Regions from separate parts of the Mus musculus genome. Here region 1 is linked to region 2. The links are chromatin loops, found by intact Hi-C in ENCODE. Cell type or tissue: heart. All regions are shown on one strand. Links, peaks and the distances in the headings refer to the core of each region. The heading gives the core; the rest is flanking DNA. Region 1 has its middle 110 kb from the start of 5430427M07Rik. Region 2 overlaps Cep128 (centrosomal protein 128).

Region 1 (10,093 bases), core at 624-8,623, 120 kb before region 2:
TATTTATTTTTTTATTTTTTTTAGAATTTGTTTTTAGTGAGGGCGGCAGTCTATAGCTCTATCTGTGCCAGAACTTTTGAGGGCAGTAGGAAGAAAGGTACAAAAATAGTAATTTAATATTTTCCACCTGTCGCCAGGGCTGGTCTCATGCTGGCAAAACATCGATAATGCTTTTGACATGCCTGAATTCTGTACCTTTGCCTGTCTTCTACTTACCACCAAGAAACCTGTTTTTAAGGAAACAATTGTTTAATCCAGCGCGACGTTCGTTCCAACTTTATAGATCATCAGTTTGAGTTGAGGGTAGTGTGTTCCCAACTTCAAAACTAAAGTGGAAAAGGCTCTGGGTCAAAAATCCCAGAGGGCCTAGCGGCTGCAAAGGAAAAAAAAAAAAAAACTTCCTCAGTGAAGATCTCGCTCCCAAGGCCTCCCAGGCAAAGTTAGCCCATCGAGAAAGGCTAAATTTCCTTTGGATGTTAAAGGAGCCAGGCATTTTTTTTGAGTTGGCATATAGCCAGTGTTGTTGTCCTTTGCTTCCTTGACTACTTAGGCAAGAAGCTGTGTGAGAAAATATGGAGCTCAAATACCCCAGGTTAATGAAAACACAGGTCAGACAGTTGAGTTGCCACACACAGTCAGGAGCCTCCACTTCCTGCGGGGGTGTGTTTCTTTGCTTCTGCAGTCTGGATTTCTTGCTGTCCTTGTTCTTCATCCTGTCTTTTTCTTTCCAACTGAACAAGGTTTGATGGTGATTGGAGCCGCGTGGGTGGTAGTGTTTTCGGTTTGGTCCGTTGTGTGAGGCTGACTTTCCGTTCCTCTCCTTCTTCTGTATTGGCATTGTCCGTCCTGTGCTTGAAGTGTGTCAGACCCGGTTACAGTAGAAGCCTTTGAGAGACAGACGTTTCTAAACCTCCAGACAATGATTACGTCTCTCAAGCAACACACATAGTACAATAGGCCTCCTGTATAGGCAAAATTATCTGGGCAATCTGAGTTAGTCTGAGGGAGTCTAAGCATGTGTGGTTTGAGCAGAAACCGAGTTCTTGACACAGCACTCACGGGAGTTTTGTTCCATACATTCTGCTTATGATTTGTTAATTTACATGGAGGTACCACATTCAGGGATGTTTTCAAGCAGACCTCATTTTGACCTGTGTATCCTCTGCCATTGTCATGAACATGTTCAAAAGGCTGCACATATGTCTCGGAAGCATGTTATTCACAATGTTTGTCTCTGTCACTGTGTGTCCCCATGCCCAGCTTGCCCCCAGCACATTCAAGACTGTAGATGACTTCAAGTTCCACTGAATAAAGAATGTACTAGAATATCTATTTCACAGAGAGACAGAATAAAACAATAGTAATAAGTCATTTCCTTGAGCAACTTAAGGAAATATTACAGCCAATTTTCTTACATTTTATTCTTAGGCAAAGTAGAAGTCACTTGTTCAAGTGCCCAACTGTAAATACAATTGGAATGAGATTCCAAAACCATGAAAGAGGACATTTACCTGTGTGTCCCTATCTCACTAATCCTTCGCCGTTAGCAATCATCATAGAACTTTAAAAATAGAAATACTATATTAAGTTGGACAAATAAATACATAATTAATTTCTATTAACATTTTAATTAAATTTGAGTAGGCCCTAGAGTCCATTAGCGGGGTTTTGAGGATTTTTGTTCAAACAGCGGTGAAGCTCCATAAAGTCAGCCTATGAGTAAACATAAGCCAGTTCTTGCACATGGCAGAGCATTATCTTCCCATTGTTTCCCTTTCCATCTTGTAGGAAACATAAGCATAGACATGTTCAACCTACTAGACCCAAGGAAACACCACAAAAGTCAACACAGTTCTGGATCTTTATCTGGCTAACCAAACCTCATCTCAGTTTCTTTTTTCAGACGCCTTCCTTGAGAGTCAAACACTTTGCCTTCAAGGTTAATCTGATCAAAATAATGGTGGCTACCCTTGCAGTGAGCAGATAGTTGAGACTACTGTGATCTATGCCACCCCCAGACATTTGTTAGCATGTCCCTATAACAATGGTACCATCTGTCATCTCTTTTCTCCTCAGATAAACAATGTGACATGAGAGCTGTCGCCTAACTAGCTGAGGAAGGAGGGAGCCAGCAGTCCCCCAAGCCTATTCTCCTCCACTCTGTCACCACAGGGCACTACATTAAGTCATCGTTAACTTCTTCATGATCTTTCATGAAGAAATTTATTAGGCTATAAATTATAAGAGAAATCTTTTTCTTAATAGCAGAAAAATATAAAGTGACCATCTAAGGAATAGAGCTGTTCTTGGGAGGAGTGATAAGTGAAAAGGTCCTTTGAACGAAGAGTGGTAGAAAGGAGATACATCTGGCTGAAACTGTGGAGAAAATAAACATAATGAAGTCTACTGTCAGAGCAAGCATTCCCTGGCAGCGTACTGCATGCATTCATGTCCCGAGTACTCCACATCTCAATTTGGTTCAACTTTCAAGGCCAGAGAAACATTTCAAAGTTGGAGCTATTTCAGAGAAACAAAGATACAGGAATATAAAAGCATAAAAGCTCACGAAACAACTTCTGCCTGTTTTACAGACACTTCTTTGTGGACATGGCTACTTTGACCCTACCCAGACACTTTTCCAGTCTTGAAAACATCCCTAAATAAAGAACTTAGACAAAGGAAGAGATATATTGTGGTTGGCTGGACCTCACTCAGGGCAACTTGGGAGTGCTTCTAGAAGAGAAAGAATATGAAACTGGAGGTGTATGAAAATACAAAGGTCATTATTGCTTATTGTTAGATTGCCTTATATCTTGAACTCTTTAAAAAGCATATGATCATGTGAACATGTCACAAGAGCTCTTCCCCAAGACTTCCAAGGGCTTGTGCAAGCAATGGGCCCTTGGAAATCTTACTTGCTTTCTGGAGCAATTGCCTCTGAGAGCAAAAAAAGAGCATATACCTAACAGGATGGTGGAAAGAAAGGGTTTGGAGTTACAAGTTGAGGACCTCTTTCAAATTAACTACCAACAGCCCAACAGTTGGAACTAGGCCAGGTGTGTGGCTCTTGGCTCTTGGCTCTCTGGAAGAAACATATATGCCACAGCTGATCATCTATTTGGAGGTCCGGGCCATGTCAACCAGTTTAAACATGAATCAGGAAGTGCTTAAGCTACTGCAAGACAAAGTTGCATATTGTTTCAGTCTTAAACCCCTCCTGGGAAGTAGCAACTATGTCTCCTTCTGAATGTGTCAAAATATATCAGAGGGTTAGATAAACAATGCCTGGCATTTGCCACATTTCTGTTCTGGTATTTGACCCAAGGCATAGGGCAGGGCAGGGAGAGGCTTGGTGAGACCAGGCCCATTCTATTACATATAATCTGTCTGAGAGAACAGAATTCATCTCTTGAATTGCTATCCCATCCCAGGCTCCTTGGTTTCTCAATTTGAGATGGACACTTTTTTTTCCCATCCACCTCGTAAAAATCCACGTAGTAAGAATTGAACACAGGAATTAAAAGAAAGCATTTAAGAAATTACTTCATAGGACATCCCATCCACCACACTACCATAGAAGAATGACAGAAATATAGATACAGGAATCTAAGGGACAAGAAGAAGCTCTTAATGGCTTTCCTTGAGTCTGTTCTAATGCAAAGAACTGGGAGAGCTTTCCTTTGAAAGCAATCTGGAAATGAAAGAAAAAAAAGTTCTGAGACTGGCTGAAATGAAATTTTTCAGATGCCAGACACAAACTGGACTCCTTCTTTTTGCCCTTGGACTGGACGACTCTGAAGGCTGCAGAGATTGAACCCTTCCCTGCTGTTTGCTTGATTTGGTCTGAGATGGAGCCAAGAGATGTGGTGATGAAGTTTGGAAAAACAATTAAAAAGAAATGTATGTGGTGGTTTTTCTGGGATCCTAATTAGCTGACCCATTTCTAGGTAACATTAGGGAAGTTGTGGGCAGTGATTATTATCTCTTTAAAGTCCTAATTAAAATGTCAAACTGTAAGGTAGAATGTCTTCAAAGCTGCATGTAATTTGATTGTGTTGGCTTGTTGAAAAAATGGCCTTGGAAATACAAATAAGCCAGCCACTAAAAAGATCCCAGAAGTCCAGGCTGTATTCCAGAAGCATAGTCTGTTGACCCAATAGCATTTTATAACTAACCACTCACCAAGTGGTAGGCATCCAAATGTCAAAGCCAGTTTCATAACACGGTAACACATAGCATGCTGTGGATGGGTGTCTGCCAGAAGCACGCTTGGGTTTAAAGAAAAAAAAAAAAAGGTGTGTACAGGTTAGTCTACCTAGTCAGGCTTACGTGCATATTGGCCAGATTTAAATGTGCTCCTTGGATGAGCTTCCTAAATGCCTGGCACCCTACCCATTCTCTAAATGAGCCGGCTGGAGTGCCGGATCTCTAAAAGGATGTCTGCATACTATGGAGAGCTTCTGTTACTATACAACATCAGGATCCCAAGAGAAAATGTGTCATGTCTCATCTATGCCCGGGCATTAGCAAAGCTATCCTTTACCTGTGACGGTGAGGCGTCAAGCATCAGGCATAAATGCATCGATTTTTAAAAATAAATTTAAAGAGACAAGGTCCCGAAAATTTTGGCTTAAGCAAGAAAGACATCTGTTGCTGTAAAACAGGTCTAGCAGTTGATTCACACAGTCTCTCAAAGACATCAACAATGAACAATTTTGCTCCCATTTTCATTTTGCACACGTCCCTTTCAGCGTGCCTGCTGCTCTCATTATCACTGTGTCTAGACAGCTCTCCTATCACCGGATCTAAAGGGAGGGCTGTTATATCTCACGAAAGTCCTTTGTCCTGTCCTAGAAGCCTTTCCCTGGTATTCTCATCACATGTCATTGTCCATAGTTGTATCACATGCCCATTCTTGAATGGAACACTGTCAAAGAAAACTGTGAACAACCAGACTAGCTTGATCATCACTAACATCCAAGCCCACTGCTAAGGAAAGTTACAACCTTCCAAACTTTCAATATCCATATTTGCCACAATTGACATCTAAATTAAATATTTTATTTGTAAGGAAAACAGTGGAAGCAGTCCTGGGTAGGTAACCAGTGTCCACCCAATAGGTGAGATGTGTGTTATAGCAATGTAACAGGGTCTACATTGAATTGTTTTTCCATTGATATAGAGATTTATACTATTCATTCATATTTTCTATTTATATTCATGCCCATTTATTTTTTTTAATACTTGGCCAAGACTTTTGGCCATGAATAATAAAAAGAAATGAATTTTGTCTTGGCTTATATCTATCCTTCAGTTCGTTATTGGCAAATCTGCATGACACATCTACTTGGTGGCAGGCTCTGCGCTATATAGATACATTATCAGAAGGCATATTCTCTAATATCAGAAAGCTTGTAGTCTAGTTGAAGAACACATTAAGGCAAATAGGCAGAGTCACAGCACCTTGATGGAGAAGTACACTACAATAAGGTACTTTAGTAGAGAACATTAGAATTGCTTTGAGAATACAAGTCCTAGAAACCAGAGACACACACACAGGAGATGGACTACAGCCTGTCCTCTTGGCTTAGAGATTCTGATGTGAGAATAATGTTAAAAAGGGAACAAGATTTCAAAGACAACTTTGATGTGGGTCTCCAACCTCCATACTTATTAATGTTGACTGGTTCAGCTAACTTCTCAATCCTTGAGACTTGGAGACTGCGAAAACAGGAATTCTTAAATGAGGATACATGGATTTAATTTTAAAGATCACTGAACTCAAAGAATAGAAAACAACTACATCTTTATACCTATTCATCTCTAACTGAAGCATCCCTTAAATAATAAGAATCTGAGACAAAACAAAGGACAGCATAGAAGTATTATCATTATCCATGCTGTTGTCAAATAGAAATGGCAGATAATTCATACTAAACTAAAACTGATGCAGTTATCTCATAGAATTGCTCAAAATCAGGCACCTTCAAGACTTCCAGCTGATAGACTTTTGTTTCAAAAAAACATTAGTTTAAATTATATTTATGTCTTTCTTTTGATTACTTTGTTTAATATTATTAGTTCCTTAAGGTTTTTTATTTTGTTGTTGTTCTATACATTGTACTTTATGCAAGTAAAAGCAACAGAGACACGGGCTTGTGAATCCCACCATACTAGTTGGGCTGTAATTTCCTGAGTCAGATAGCCTCTGTACATGAGTGATCTGGAACACATATCAATTAAACTTTTGTTGCAATTTTGTAACCTGTTTAACTAAAATTTTTAGTGGTGTTATCATTCTTGTAACTCTCTCCTCTCTCTCTCTCTTTCTCTCTCTCTCTCTCTCTCTCTCTCTCTCTCTCTCTCTCTCTCTCTCTCTCTCTCTCTGGGAAAAGGAGTAGGAGTTCCTTGCATCTAGAGCTTACTGTTTCCTTTTTATAAGAGCTACAGGGTAACTGGAAAATATAGGCTCCCTAGTGATTCTGGCCATTTTTTTTTTCCCTTCACAGTCAAGTTTGGGAGCTTCTTAGGCACTTATTTTTAGACATGTTATCATCACCAATTATAGGTGCTGATTTGATTAAATGAGACACTGTTGGATATCATGCGTTGCTAGCACCAGATTTCAATATTGTATTTACATCAAGAATATGCCTAAACCAATTTCCAAACCACATGTTGGTTTGTCTATTACCCGAAACCACTGGTAGAACCAATTTTTGGTATCATTCAGGGTCCAAACAGGAGACAGGAACTGTATCTGTTATTTGAATACATGAAATTGAATATTCAGACAATTTAGACCAACATATTTGTTATTTAAAATATTCAAAACAAGGATGGCTGTAATTTGGCGGTAGAATGCTTACCTAGCAGGTATAAGACTGAGTTTAATCTCCAGCTCTGAAAAAATACTTTTTTTAAAGTCTAGATTATATCCCTTAAGTCGGTATTCTTACATATTTTGAACAAAAGTAGCTGTGATAGATATTTTTGGCTTTGTAGTAATATGATGTCAAATACTGCACTCTTCTTTTGCTAAGAAAAAAGTAGCCATAGGCAATATGGAAATTAGTCTGCCCATCCCTGCATGAAGGTGTTGTGGAGATAACACAAAACATAGACAAATGCTTTGAGGAGCAAAGAGAGAAGTTGGGATGTTTGAGATTTAGAAGCCTACAAGAAATGTCCTGTGTAGCTTGTGGTGATTTGAAACAAAATGGCTCCCATAGTTTCATAGGAAGTGACACTACTAGGAGGTATGGACTTGGAGCAGGTGTGACTTTGGTAAAAGTGTGTCACTGGGAGACAGGATGGGAGAGGCTTTGAGGTCTAAAATCCTGAAGCCAGATATGTGACATTCACTTGTAGAATCCTCAGATCCTTCTCCAGTATCATGTCTGCCTAGTATGCCACTGTGCTTCCTGCTATAACAATAATGGAGAAAATCTCTGCACTTTACCCCAGTCCCAATGAAATGCTGTTCTTTATAAGAGTTGCTGTGATCATGGTGCCTTTCCACATCAATAAAACCCTAACTAAGATATAGCTGAACTCAAACTTTTAAAGAGGGGTGCTGGCCAGTGTTGATGCCTCTAAAGAGAGTATGAGCCAGTTATTCAAGTGTGGGCAAAACAGCAAAATGGTTTCAGGTGTATAAGGTGCTGTTCCTGTTACAGGGGAGTACTGCCCAAGGAAGGGGAAGCATTTCCTTCTCCTTGCAATTATGCCATGCCTTCCGCTAGTGCCTCCTACTGGTACAGCCTATCTTGGAGGCACTTGACCGGGAGAAAATGTGGCCTAAAATCCTAGCCTCAGCCTCAGGATAATGACTTTGGAAGTGTGTCTAGAACTAAAAACAATAGTTCATTAAATGCTGTATAAGTGCTTTACAAACTTCTACCAAAGAAGATATAGCTCATATAAACAAGGTAAGCTAGTTCAACTTTCCTATGAGCTCTGATGACTAAATAGCCTTTATGTAGACAATGTGTACTTCAGGGTAGTTCATTGTTTACATGCCTAAGCCCTGGAACAGAACCAGAATTAATAGTAACACCCTCTTGCCTGAAATGTTAGCTCCTGTGGCTGCAGTTAGTTGGTAAACCCTGGTGTGAAAATATTAATGGAAATCCCAGAAATAAATAGCTCTGAAGTTTCAGGTTGCCATTCTAAGTAGAAAGATGAAATCTCTCAAGGTTTCTCTCTGTCTGACCTGGAGTGTAAATCATCTCTTTGTCTGCATATCCCCACTGTCTGCACCACCTGCCCTGCCACAGTTAGGGGAGAGACCACATTCACAAACTTTCATTACAGTATAATTACTCCATTTTATTATTAGTTACTGTCGGCCTCTTACTGCATCCAATTTAGAAATTAAACTTTTGTCCTAAGTTTGAACACCTTTAAAAATGCTGCAAAGTTCAGTGTATTGTAGAGTTCAGGCATTTCCCCCTCCCCCTATACTGTCCAGTCTTTCCTTGAAAATAACGACTGTAAAGTAGTCAAAGTGCAGTGAGGTGGTCCAGTGTGTAAAGATGATTGCTGTATGCCTGGTGACCTAAGCTTGATCCCCAAAACTTACATTGTAGAAGGAGAGAACCAACTCCTGAAAGTTGTCCTCTGTCTTTCACTAACACATTATAGAATTTATGCTCATATACAAAGCAAGTAAATAAAAATTTGTTTGTTTGTTTGTTTGTTTTTTAAAAAAAGCTGGATGGTGGTAGTGCATACTTTTAATCGCAGCACTCAGGACACAGAGGCAGGAGGATCTCTGTGAGTTTGAGGCCAGCCTGGCCTACAAAGCAAGTTCCAGGGCATCCAGGGCTACACAAAGAAACCCTGCCTAGAAAAACAAAGACATACAGATGGATGGATGGATGGATGGATGGATGGATGGATGGATGGATGAGATAGATAGATAGATAGATAGATAGATAGATAGATAGATAGATAGATAGATAGATAGATAGGTAGGTAGGTAGGTAGGTAGGTAGATAGATAGGTAGGTAGGTAGGTAGGTAGGTAGGTAGGTAGGTAGGTAGGTAGATAGATAGATAGATAGATAGATAGATAGATAGATAGATAGATAGATAGATGAATAAATACTACAATCAATAAAGACAATAAAAGCATAATCAATTTTTTAAGAGAAGCAGGCACCAAGGCTGAGGCAGTTTCTCCTGAGTTCATTGTTATCCCTCTGGGTAGATAATGGTAGTTTCACAGTCTCTTTTAAGCCTGCTGAGAAATTTAAATTAATATTAAATTCAGCACAGAATTTAAATGAAGCAATAATGTTCTAACTGTAGATGCCTCTCTGCTTTGGGTAGCAGACATGGACTGAAGATGGAAGAAAGGGTAATTAGGAAGATATTTTATTTATGGAGCCTAGTCCCTGTCCAGAAGGACCACACATTCTGTCCCCTTGGATGATCGCCACTATCAATAATTATGAGAATTCTGAGAAATAAAAGAAAATATGACATGCTCCAGGTTAGTGCGACATAATTGGAGGGCTTATGCAGGATTCCTGGTTTCGGTTTCCCTGGGGTGTTTTCACCAATTGACAGAGTGTATAATATAATACTCGGATTTTTCCTTCCCATTTCTGTCTTTCCAAGTCTTTGGAGAGAAAAGAATCAAAAAAAAAAAAAAAAAAAAAAAAGCTTACAAAACTCCTATTACTGTCTTTGGAAATCATCTCTGACTAGCACCATCCCGATCTTGCTCATTCCCCTATACTTGGCATCCTGATGACATGTTCTCATTTAATGGGACTCCCCTTATTAACCATATTTTCCTGTAGAAGACTCTCAAAACAGTTCCACTGTCAAACTGTTTATTATGTGGTCAGGACAGCGAAATTAAACTATATGTAAGTAGTGAAGTCAACAGAACATAAAATGAACTGATTTATTTTTCAGTAACCTAGTAATGGATCTTCCCCATATAGTAGACTAGATTATATCATCCTAAAATACAACTATAAGAGACCCAGCTGTGCTACCCAAAATATACCTCATTGGCATAAGGATTATGTTTTTCTACTTTTATCTATACTTATTTTATACTGAATTTATTCCCATGC
Region 2 (10,093 bases), core at 650-8,649:
TGCACAGGTATACATCAGGTCCTCAATGTATATGTTACGTATTCCACTTTTGTGTTTTTATGGATTTCTGAGTTTGTGAACATGTAGGTGTCTGATTCTTGTGCCTTCTCTTGAGCTCTTTTCCTTCTGTTGGTTTGTCTTGTCCAACTTCAATGCTATAGTTTTTGAAAGAAAGTATGCATTTTATTGAATGAATGAATGAATGCCTAGCTACTAAGGTAAAGGTTTGTGACTTATACATGCTGGGAGAAGGAAAGTCAGTTTTCTCCAATAGAATGACACTGGATATATCAAACACTCCAGGATAAGCCTCATATTCAGGAGTAGTTGACCAACATGTAATGGACTCCCGAGTTTGTGTGTGGATGTGTGCTTTTTTTGGTTGTTTTTGTTTTCTCCCTGTCTTGGCTGTGGCTGTATTATGGTTCCTTGGTTTGGGGAGGTTTCTGTTGTTTTATTGTGTGGGTTTTTGTTTGTATGTTTTTTTGAGAAAGAACTCAAAGTGGGGTGGAAAGGGAGGGAAAGAAGCTCTGGAAGGACTTGAAGGAGGGGAAAATATGATAAAAATATATTTAAATTGAAAAAACTGTTTTGAAGAATTAAAAAAAAAACCTAAAGGCTTAAAGTATTTTCCTACCAGTATTTCTTAACATATCAGTATCAAATTAGCTATTTTGGAGGTTGTATTATCTTAGAATGTTTGATTTTTAATAATTGCCATTGAGATGTTGCCTTGAGTCTCATATAATTTTAAAAGTGAAAAGAAGAGGAATTATAAAGAAAAAACACAGGATTAGGTGCAACTGACTTGATGAAATGTTAACAGGGCACCCACCAATGAAAAGCTTTCATAGTTTGCTATCATGAGAGTCTGTCAAGCCTCTCTCTTAATGCCCCCCCCCCCCCGAAAGCCCCCTTACATTACTCCTACGGGGGCTAAAGAAGTCTGATGGACTTCATGGGTACTGTGGCTTCTAAAGATGCTGGGTTTATATATTATCCAAAGTGTTACAAATCATAGGACTGGTCAAACTGGCTCTTCATGTTTGGTCAAACAAATGTTAATTTTAATTTCAGTAAGAGTCTAAAAATTAAGCTCTCAAGGTTCATGGGAGACTTTAAAAAGTGGAGTATGACAAAGAATGTTGGTGGCAGTATTGTGGCAGGTCAACAGGCCCTAGGAGAGGAACCACAATGGGCTCAGCAGAGAAGGAGTGAAACTCACGGAGCAGCAATGAAGAATGAAGACAATGAAGGAAGGCAGGCTGATGACAGGCTCCAAGGGATAAAAATCAGAGAAACCATTAAAGAGGAAAGAAACTAGCCCAAAGCAGTCACTGAAAGCCATTGTGGTGTGTTACTACCATCTGGGGAGCCAAACCTAAGGCTAGGGTGTGCAGAACTATGGCTACTGGGATTTCTGTTAAAAGAAAAACAAAAACAAAAACAACTAAGTAACTAAGTCCCGATTAACACTGAAATTTTGGAGGTAAGATTTAGAGAATGCCAAGACACTGAGTGTAACAAAACCAGGAGTTGAATGGAACTGTTCAGGTTAATAAGCTAACCTTTTCCCATTCATATACTGCTCTTGTGTCTGGTGACAGACATTTTAAAATTTAGAAAACTATTTCCCACCTAGGATCTCAGCCTGTGGGACATCTGGACAAGCACGATAGCAGAGATTGGGTTGGGATAGGCTGGGTGAGCTGCTGTGTGTAGAGCCACAATTGCTAATCAAGTCTCTAACTCCCCTGTACCAAATCCCAGGCATTCTATGAATATCTGGGCCCCACCTGACTTTGCCTGACATTGCCCTCGCGCTCCTTACACACCCAAAACAAGCAGGAAAAACTAACTTCCAAATAGGAACATTGAGGTATCACAGGATAAAATATGTTCTGAATCAGAGTGAGGATATATGCTCTGAATAGAAGAGAGTACCTCATAGAAAGCATGTGGCAGTCAGTGAGTCTACCTGCTGGACACATCATCTTGCTTGTGTCAGGTAGCAATGAAGCTGTCCTGGGAGGGACTTGCTCCATTTGCCTTCATAATGGACACATGGACAAGGGAGAGCTACTAGACAAAAATCATTGAAATGCCCCAGAAAAACACTCACAGAAAGCCAGTTAAGCAAAAGAACTAAGAGCACCCAGGAGGATAATGATGGAAGGGCCACTTTAATAGTTTGGCTTTTACTGTTTGATGTTCAAATATAATACAGTTAGGGGTAATGATAGGTTGAAATCGTCCATGAATGTTAAATAATTAACATGAGGACATCTAGGGTATTTATATTAATAATGCTAATAGTAACAATTTATACTGTCTACAGCCTTTCATCTGAGATCAAAGTTTATTAAAAGCCCAAGACAAAGTTTCTGAACACTTGTGAAAGTGGTATTAGAGCAGTTATGTAGATGCATGAAATAAAAAAAGATCAACTGAGGTGTTTAATACAACAGAACAAGCTCATGACAGAACTGGGACTGAAGTCTAGGGGCGTGTCAACATTTACAAGCAAGAAGCAAATGCAGATCAAAGCCACTTTGTGGAACTCTGTTTACCAATAAGTTTAGGGCACACCCTGAATATGGAAGCCAGCCCCATATCTCTCTATTCTTTCCAATAGCTCTGGAGAAACGAGTGACCAACATTCTTCCTTTCTCTTTGCGTGAGTCATAAGACAACCTAAAGAGTTCCCTCACCTGAATGTATCTACCCTCACCAGCCACAGCAGAGAATGCAGAATGGAAAGAACATTGTCACTAATTAGGACACAACTCCAGGTTTTGCCTTGCTCAGGAAGTCATTAGTTTTCTGGCCTACAAACGACCCCAGTACAAACCAAGGATGTGTCAGAAGGACAGTTAAGACTCAATCCAGTTTGAACATTTTCAAAAGTATGAGGTCTCTGGCCAAGAAACTAGTCAGCTGTTGCTGCTTCAAATGACCTATGTAGCAGGTAGAACATAGTAAGGATTTGGAAAGAATCCAGTACACATTATTTCCTGATTAAACCAACAGATTCTAACAGGGTGGACATTTCAGAGACCTACCATGTAACTCCTGCTGTACTAGACTTAGCTAATAGGAGTAAGGGGCTTCTATAATGTTACTGACTCCACCCCAATCATTACAAAAACCAAGTACACATGACACAAAGAGAATATTAATAACTCACCCAGGATCACGTACCTAGGTGTCATGACAACATGACTAGAACCTAGATATTCTCACAATTAGTCAAGTATTATTCTTACAAATATGTACCCATTACTGAAAAAAAGGCAATTATCACCTGAAACTTGTAATTTATTTAAATACATACACTAGATAAAAATGCCCTAAATCAGTTTTTTAAGAACCTATTTAAAAGTATATAAGATATACTACTCCTACATATGACATATTGAAAGTGTAATGCCATATTTTTTTTTTTCTGGCTGATTTACGATCTAAAGTAAATAGCTCACATCTCTCACATTGCAAGTTTACCAAGATATGTTCTTTTAAAGACAGAAGGCATTTCTTACGCATGTTACGTTTTTCAGAAAGATACTAGTACTTTGCTTTATAAAGTCTATTTCTGCTATTTTCACACTAGGAAGAAAGCATGTTTGACCCAGAGGATACAGTTCATTACTGATAGTGTGCAGCCCTGGACTAGAACACACAAGCAAGGCATTTCCTCAAGCAGCATAATTCTGCATCAACATCCGAAGGGAGGCTGCAGTCTGACCTGCAAACACAGTGCAGTTCCACACAGCTACGACCTTCCTTGCTGGGGAAGCCTCACTCTCTATGCAGTATCTCAATGACATATCCCCAACTCTGTACTTGTATGAAAAACCTGACAAGGCCATAAGAAACTTTTTTTTTTCTTTTTTCCCAAGCTGGAAGAAATGTTATATTTTTGGCTTGACCATCACCTCTTGCCATCGGTGTGACTATAAACAGGGCTGCTTGCTCCAGCAATGTTGCTGTACTTGACGGTAAGTGGTCTTCTTCTGGAGGCTTAACCCTTTGGAGTTGACCCCATTATTGGGAAAGACAAATGCTTTAATACTAATACATCGAGAACCCGGCTCCTGTGTTTGGGGAGAAGGTGGGCGAAGAAGAATGTCTAGATTGTTTCCCTCCAGGTCCCTCATGAGAGATTCATGAGATATTTCCGTCTGCCCTCAATGCGAATGCACAGAAGGTGGAGCAGCGCGGGAGCAGTGAGAACCTTGGCAGGACAGGCTGGGACAGGATTTGTGCAAAACCTTTTTCCGGTTTCAGTTTGAATGGGTTCCCAGGAAGTGTCAAGTCCAAACCAATCCACAATTTTACAATGCAGCTCGGCCAAGGCTGCTGAGCTTCACCTGATTCTGGGTCAAAAGCTTACAGAGCACACTGCGTTTTATTTGGTAAAAAGCCAATTGGACGGAACCTCTCAGGCAACTTCAATGAGAAGCTCATAGTCCTGGCAAAACCAAAAATGAACATGGCTTCATCTTGGGGTTTGAAACAGCAATTTTGGCCTTTGTAAAGAGATAAAGGCAACTTTCTCTTAGCTGCAGGGTCCTTGTAAATCCTGAAGGGAGGCCCTGAAATAAGGAACAAGTAGTGATCTGGCCTGATTCAGATTCACATACTCAGGCCTGTGTTTCCTGGGCACAGCAGGGGCACTGAGTAAGAACATTCACTCATTGGTGACTATATATTCCCAAGCATCCAGGGCACAATTCACTTTGTTAACAAAGGATGCCTGCTCTTCAACCACTGAACCTATGGGGTTCTGCACAAATGTCGTCCATGATGAATAATTACTTTATGATTTAGGGGAGTAGAGAAAGAAAACTGTACCAACTGGCAACTGGCTACCTTTAGGGAGGAGTACACATATGTGGCAGTATGTTATAACTTCCCAAAGGACATAAACCACACCCTGTGAATCTGGTATAAACACAGACTGAACACCAACATTCAAGGTCTCTTGTATATGTGTAGTTCAAGTATGTACCACTAATAACAGCAGCAAGGTCTTTACAGAATTGCTTAAAAGGCCACAGGTGTTTTAGAAATAATATTTCTCAAGATGTCAATGGGGTTTATGGTTTTGAATAGCTTCAGGTTAAAGCTCATAACTATATATCTAAAAACAAGATAGATTAGATGGTTTTAAGTATTCAAGAAACAGGCTGAATGCTAAGCCAACTCATAATTGCAAATCTACTTTCAGTCAATGGTTTTTCAAAAATTTAATTGCTTTCTAAGGTAATTATTTAAACTATTTAGGTCCCCAACACACACGCATACAGAGGTTTTTAGCATTATTTAGATAAGTCCAGGCAATTGCAAAGAGTTGTGTTTCCACAATAGTAGAATTTCTTCTCAGTATCAGTATCTGTGTACATGTTACTGTGAGTGCACACTCTGTAAGCATTCGTGTGTGTGTGTGTGTGTGTGTGTGTGTGTCACACATGTGAAGCCACAAAGCAACACCAGCTATCTTCAAATTACCCCACCCTTATTTTTTAAAGTAATTTCTCATGGAACCTGGAAGTAGATGTTAGACAGCCTGGACAGAAATGCCCAGGACTCTTCCCATTTGCCACCTCCCTTCCTATGTCAGCTATTGGTTCTCACAGGTACAGGAGAGCACACCTCGACGCTTATGCGTATGCATCAAACCTTGTATCAGCTGAGTCACTGAGTAATGTGTAGTTTTATACTTGCTTAAAAATGAAAATTATTCTGGGAAAAAAAAAGCAGGGAGTGACAACAAAAGCTCTCTATGATGACCTAAACATTGGAGATGGTGTGTGAAGGTAGCTAGAGCTATGCCCAGAAGTCAGCAGTTATCAAAGGAAATCTTACCTGTTGTTGGCCTTGAAGCCGAGAAACAATGCAGGCAATTTTTGCTGCAGTTGACTGCCTACCGGAACTAGGCAAGGCTTGATTTCAGGACACAGTGACATTTGGTGTGAAAGTTTCCCCCCTAGGAGGCAGCCCCTACAGTGCTCCATATGGAGCTATTTAGACTTTTGAGAGTCTTGCTCGGCTGGATGACCTGTGTGCAACAATACCAAATGGATGCAGAAGATGAGCTTATAGATACAAGACTGCTGCATCTGTTATGAGGGTAACCAACTGCTTTCTCACTAGATTTGAGGACTTCTTCACAGGGGCATTCAACTGTAAATCTGGTCAAACTCTCATGGGGAGGTCATAAGCCCTAGTGTGCAAACTGCTGCTGCTGTTCTCCACATGGACATGATATGGCTGTCACATTGCCTTCTGATAACTGTGTTCACGTATTGGTAAAGAAGTTTCTTGTTGCAGTGGCCAGCAGTGACTACAGAAAGATATAACTGATAGAAGACTACTCAATGTGCAGCCAAACATGGGGCTTCAATATCCTTCTCCACAGGGCTCAGGGAACATTATGGAAGAGAAGGCAGGAAGAATGCAAGATATGAAAGAAGAAGAGATCAGAGGTATGGAATGATGTCTTTCAGGAATGATAGGAAGTCATAGCAGCTGTAATTAACAGTACAAGGTCTGGACAAGATTGGTGAGATGGCTCAGTGTGTAAGAGCACTGACTGCTCTTCCAAAGGTCCTGAGTTCAAATCCTAGCAACCACACAGTGGTTCACAACCACCTGTAATGAGATCTGATGCCCTCTTCTGAAGTCAGCTACAGTGTACTTATGTATAATAATAAATAAATCTTTGGGCTTGAGTGAGAAGGGACTGAATGAGCAGAGGTGACAAGAGTGAGCGGGGCAGACTAGAGCAAGCAGAGGTCCTAAAAAAACAAACAACAAACAAACAAACAAAAAGATTGGGCCCATCAACACCTTGTCATGAAGTAGGGAAGCTCTCATGAAGCTTAGCTCTTTCTCAGGAATATATAAGTTGCTAACAGTTGATGTAGCTGATCAAGGAGCCCAGGTTCCTGAAAACTCCAAAGGCAACTCATTTGGATACCAAGGAAACATATGAAAACTCACAACTAGCAACGTGCAGAGAGTGAGATATCTTGGAACACTCAGTCTTAAATGGGATGTCTCCACCAAACCCCTCCCCTTGGGGCTCAGGGATCCCTGTGGAAGAGGAAGATTGTAAGAGCCAGAGGGGACAGAGGACACCAAGGAACAAGGTCTTCTGGACACAACAAGACTGAGACACATAGTAACTCTGAGATGGTGGCCGCATGCACAGAGAAGCTATATGCAACTGATAATAATCGCTTGCAAGAGAAGAATTAGTTTGTTTCCCATGGAGTGTTACTGAGTATATTAAACACACTTAAGGGCAAGCATCAAACCCAGCAATAGATGCAGACACTAAATGAACTCAATAGCATTTTGGAGTTTTGGTTTGTTTATATATATTTTTGTGTGTTTTGTTTTGTCTCATAATGATTGTCTTGGCATTTATTTTTAATCTTACTAGTCTTTACTTATATATGATGGTTTCCAATGTCGAGTTTTTTTTTTGTTTGTTTGTTTGTTTGTTTTGTTTTGTTTTTTTGCCTGTTGGTTTTCAAAGAGAAAGGGAAAGAAGATGTGGAGCTAAATGGGTGCGGAGTTGGTAGAATCTGAGAGGAGATGAGGAAGGTGAAATTGTGATCAGGATACATTGTATGAAAAGAAATCTACATAAAAAAGACCCGAAAGATATGAGCTGTACTCCCAGAGCTAGTGTCTCTAGCTGCATATGTAGCAGCAGATGGCCCAGTCGGCCATCACTGGGAAGAGAAGCCTCTTGGTATTGCAAACTTTATATGCCCCAGTACAGGGGAACGCCAGGGCCAAGAAGTGGGAGTGGGTGGGTAGGAGCAGGGCAGGGAAAGGGTATAGGGAACTTTCAGGATAGCATTTGAAATTTAAATAAAGAAAATATCATAAAAAGAAATAAAGACCCGAAAGTGGAAGGAGAGTAGTTAGAATGAGGAGGGGGATTACATGTATTAGCGGGAGATAAGAGGGTAATGCAGTACATTATTAAAACATGGCAGGTATGTATGCATGAAAATGTCATAATGAGACCCATTATTAAGTATAATTAACATATACTAATGGGAGAAATAAAAAGGTTGGAAGCAACTTACACAAAACCAAGACGGTAAGAAAAAGCCTTCTCCTGTGAAAACCCACTCGGTTGTCAGTTAGGAATACAACTGAAAACTTTGAGTTTAAAAAAGTCACCTTGCATAAGCGGACAATGATGCCCCCAGAAGAGAGGTTGTTAAAAGACAATCTCAGAGCCAGGAATATCTAATATCTCCCTAAAAGTTAGTAATCACAGAAGTCCTGGAAGCATCCAAACAATGCTGGCAGTGTCATCCTGTTGGTTGCTACCATAACTAGATTGTAAGATTCTAATGCTGAATACAACTTGGGTTGTAGGATTCAGAGACATCAACTATAAACTGATGAGGAAACTTTCCCCTCCCTGATTAGCTTTCAGAGTGCTGGGAAGCACTAAGCAGGTGCTAGGAGGGTGGACCTGAGTCGTCTTTCCCCTCACTGTATCCTGCATGCTACAACAATGACCTGTCACACAAGTTGTGTGATAACGGCATGATGTGTGTGAGAGTAACCAACCTATTTCTGATTGGATATAAAATCTGCTTCGAAGGACAGATTTCATAACTGATGCTGTAAACCTGGTCAAAAGCCCATGACTAGGGAGACTGTGGGCCCTAAGCTGGAGTCTACTGCTGCTGTTTCAGTAAACTGGCATCTAGTTCAAACTGCTCTCTAAAGAGTTTTGTTCACACCCATAGTTATGCTCTTCTCCACCTTGGTCAGAGGAGCTTCTGGCAGTGGGCAGCAGTCCGTGGAGGAAGTGTAACTGGTCTAAGTGCTCAGAATTCATGATTGTGACTGTAAATGTTCAGCTGTGTTCAGGGAGTCTCTGCCACCCTGCCCTTCCCCATTTAAGAGGAGGACAACATGGGAAGAGGGAAGGGAAAGAAGAAAAAAGGAGGATGAGGAAGAGAGCAGTGAAATGCCTTCTAGGCTCCAAATGGCTGGCAAGCACCCATGAGCACATAGCAGGTGGTTACTCACACCAGAACAAGCCATTTAAAACCTCAGTATGATGGGGTAGGAAAGCAAGAGGAGCCACTGGAAGCTGAGTGCTGCTAGAAGAGGGACAGCATTTTTCATTTCAGGTTCTAGCCATTGGTGGTGGTTATGCTAAGCAGATAGACCATACCCATGCATACAATGGCATCATAAATTGAACTCGGTGGCATTTATTTATTTGTTTGTTTGCCTACCAAAAAAGGCAAAGTTTAGATGGAAATGTGATACAGCCTCAGGGGGTGTTGAAGGGGAATGGGGAAGGTGGGTGTGATCAACATTAGAAGAAAACATGAAGCACCAATTCCTGACACTATTAATGATACTCTGTTATGCTTGCAGACATAACTGTCCTCTGAAAGGTTCCATCCAGCAGCTGACAGAAACAGATGCACAGACCCACAGCCAAACATTGGGCAGAGCTCTGGGAGTCTTATGGAAGAGTTGGGGTAAAGACTGAAGTCCCTGAAGGAGATAGGGACTCTATAGGATGACCAACAGAGCCAACTAACCTAAACCTTTGGGGGCTCTCAGAGACTGAGAGACCAACCAAAGAACACACATTGGTCTGTCTTGTCTGGCCTCAGTGGGAGAGGACACAGATAACCCTGCAGAGACTTGATGTGCCAGTGTAGGGGGCTATGGGGGGAGTGGGGATGGGTGTCCACTCTCTCATAGCAGAAGGGGAAGGGGGATGGGGGAAGGTACTGTGGGAGGAGAGGACTGAGAGAGGGGGATAGCATTTGGGATATAAATAAATAAACAAAAATTTAAAAACCAAAAGGTAAGAAAGTAGAAAGTTAAAAACACAGAAAACATGAAAACCACTAATTTTATCACTGCCCTTTTCCATTATATCTCTAATAATTTTATAGAGTATTATACTAATATATTTGTTACTATGTCATACTTTGGAATAAAAACATTCAAGTATAGAGACAAACAACATTCTAAAATTTCTGATGACCACAAACTTTACGTGGATGATACATATAATTTTTGTGGG

What was found. A loop is a pair of places that touch in the nucleus more often than their neighbours do. Peaks named below come from ENCODE experiments on the same cell type or tissue, not always from the same donor. Only the 100,000 strongest peaks of a DNase experiment are listed, where the experiment ranks them.
Region 1: a loop joins it to region 2, with 2.1 times the contacts of the local background. A loop is called at or near these places in 2 of 42 quality-filtered maps.

What each region holds. Positions count from the first base shown.
Region 1 is chr12:90,928,141-90,938,233 of GRCm38, forward strand. No RefSeq gene overlaps it. Among named protein-coding and RNA genes, the nearest start is that of 5430427M07Rik, 110 kb to the right of the region's middle. In heart, for the core only: no CTCF peak of the experiment used is centred there; no DNase peak of the experiment used is centred there.
Region 2 is chr12:91,046,470-91,056,562 of GRCm38, forward strand. All of the region lies in intron 22 of Cep128 (centrosomal protein 128), which reads right to left. 5430427M07Rik (RIKEN cDNA 5430427M07 gene) reads left to right here. Exons shown (of 4, transcript NR_045858.1): 2 at 3,900-3,998; 3 at 6,422-6,488; 4 at 9,430-10,093. Among named protein-coding and RNA genes, the nearest start is that of 5430427M07Rik, 5.7 kb to the left of the region's middle. In heart, for the core only: no CTCF peak of the experiment used is centred there; a DNase peak (open chromatin) is centred at 4,282.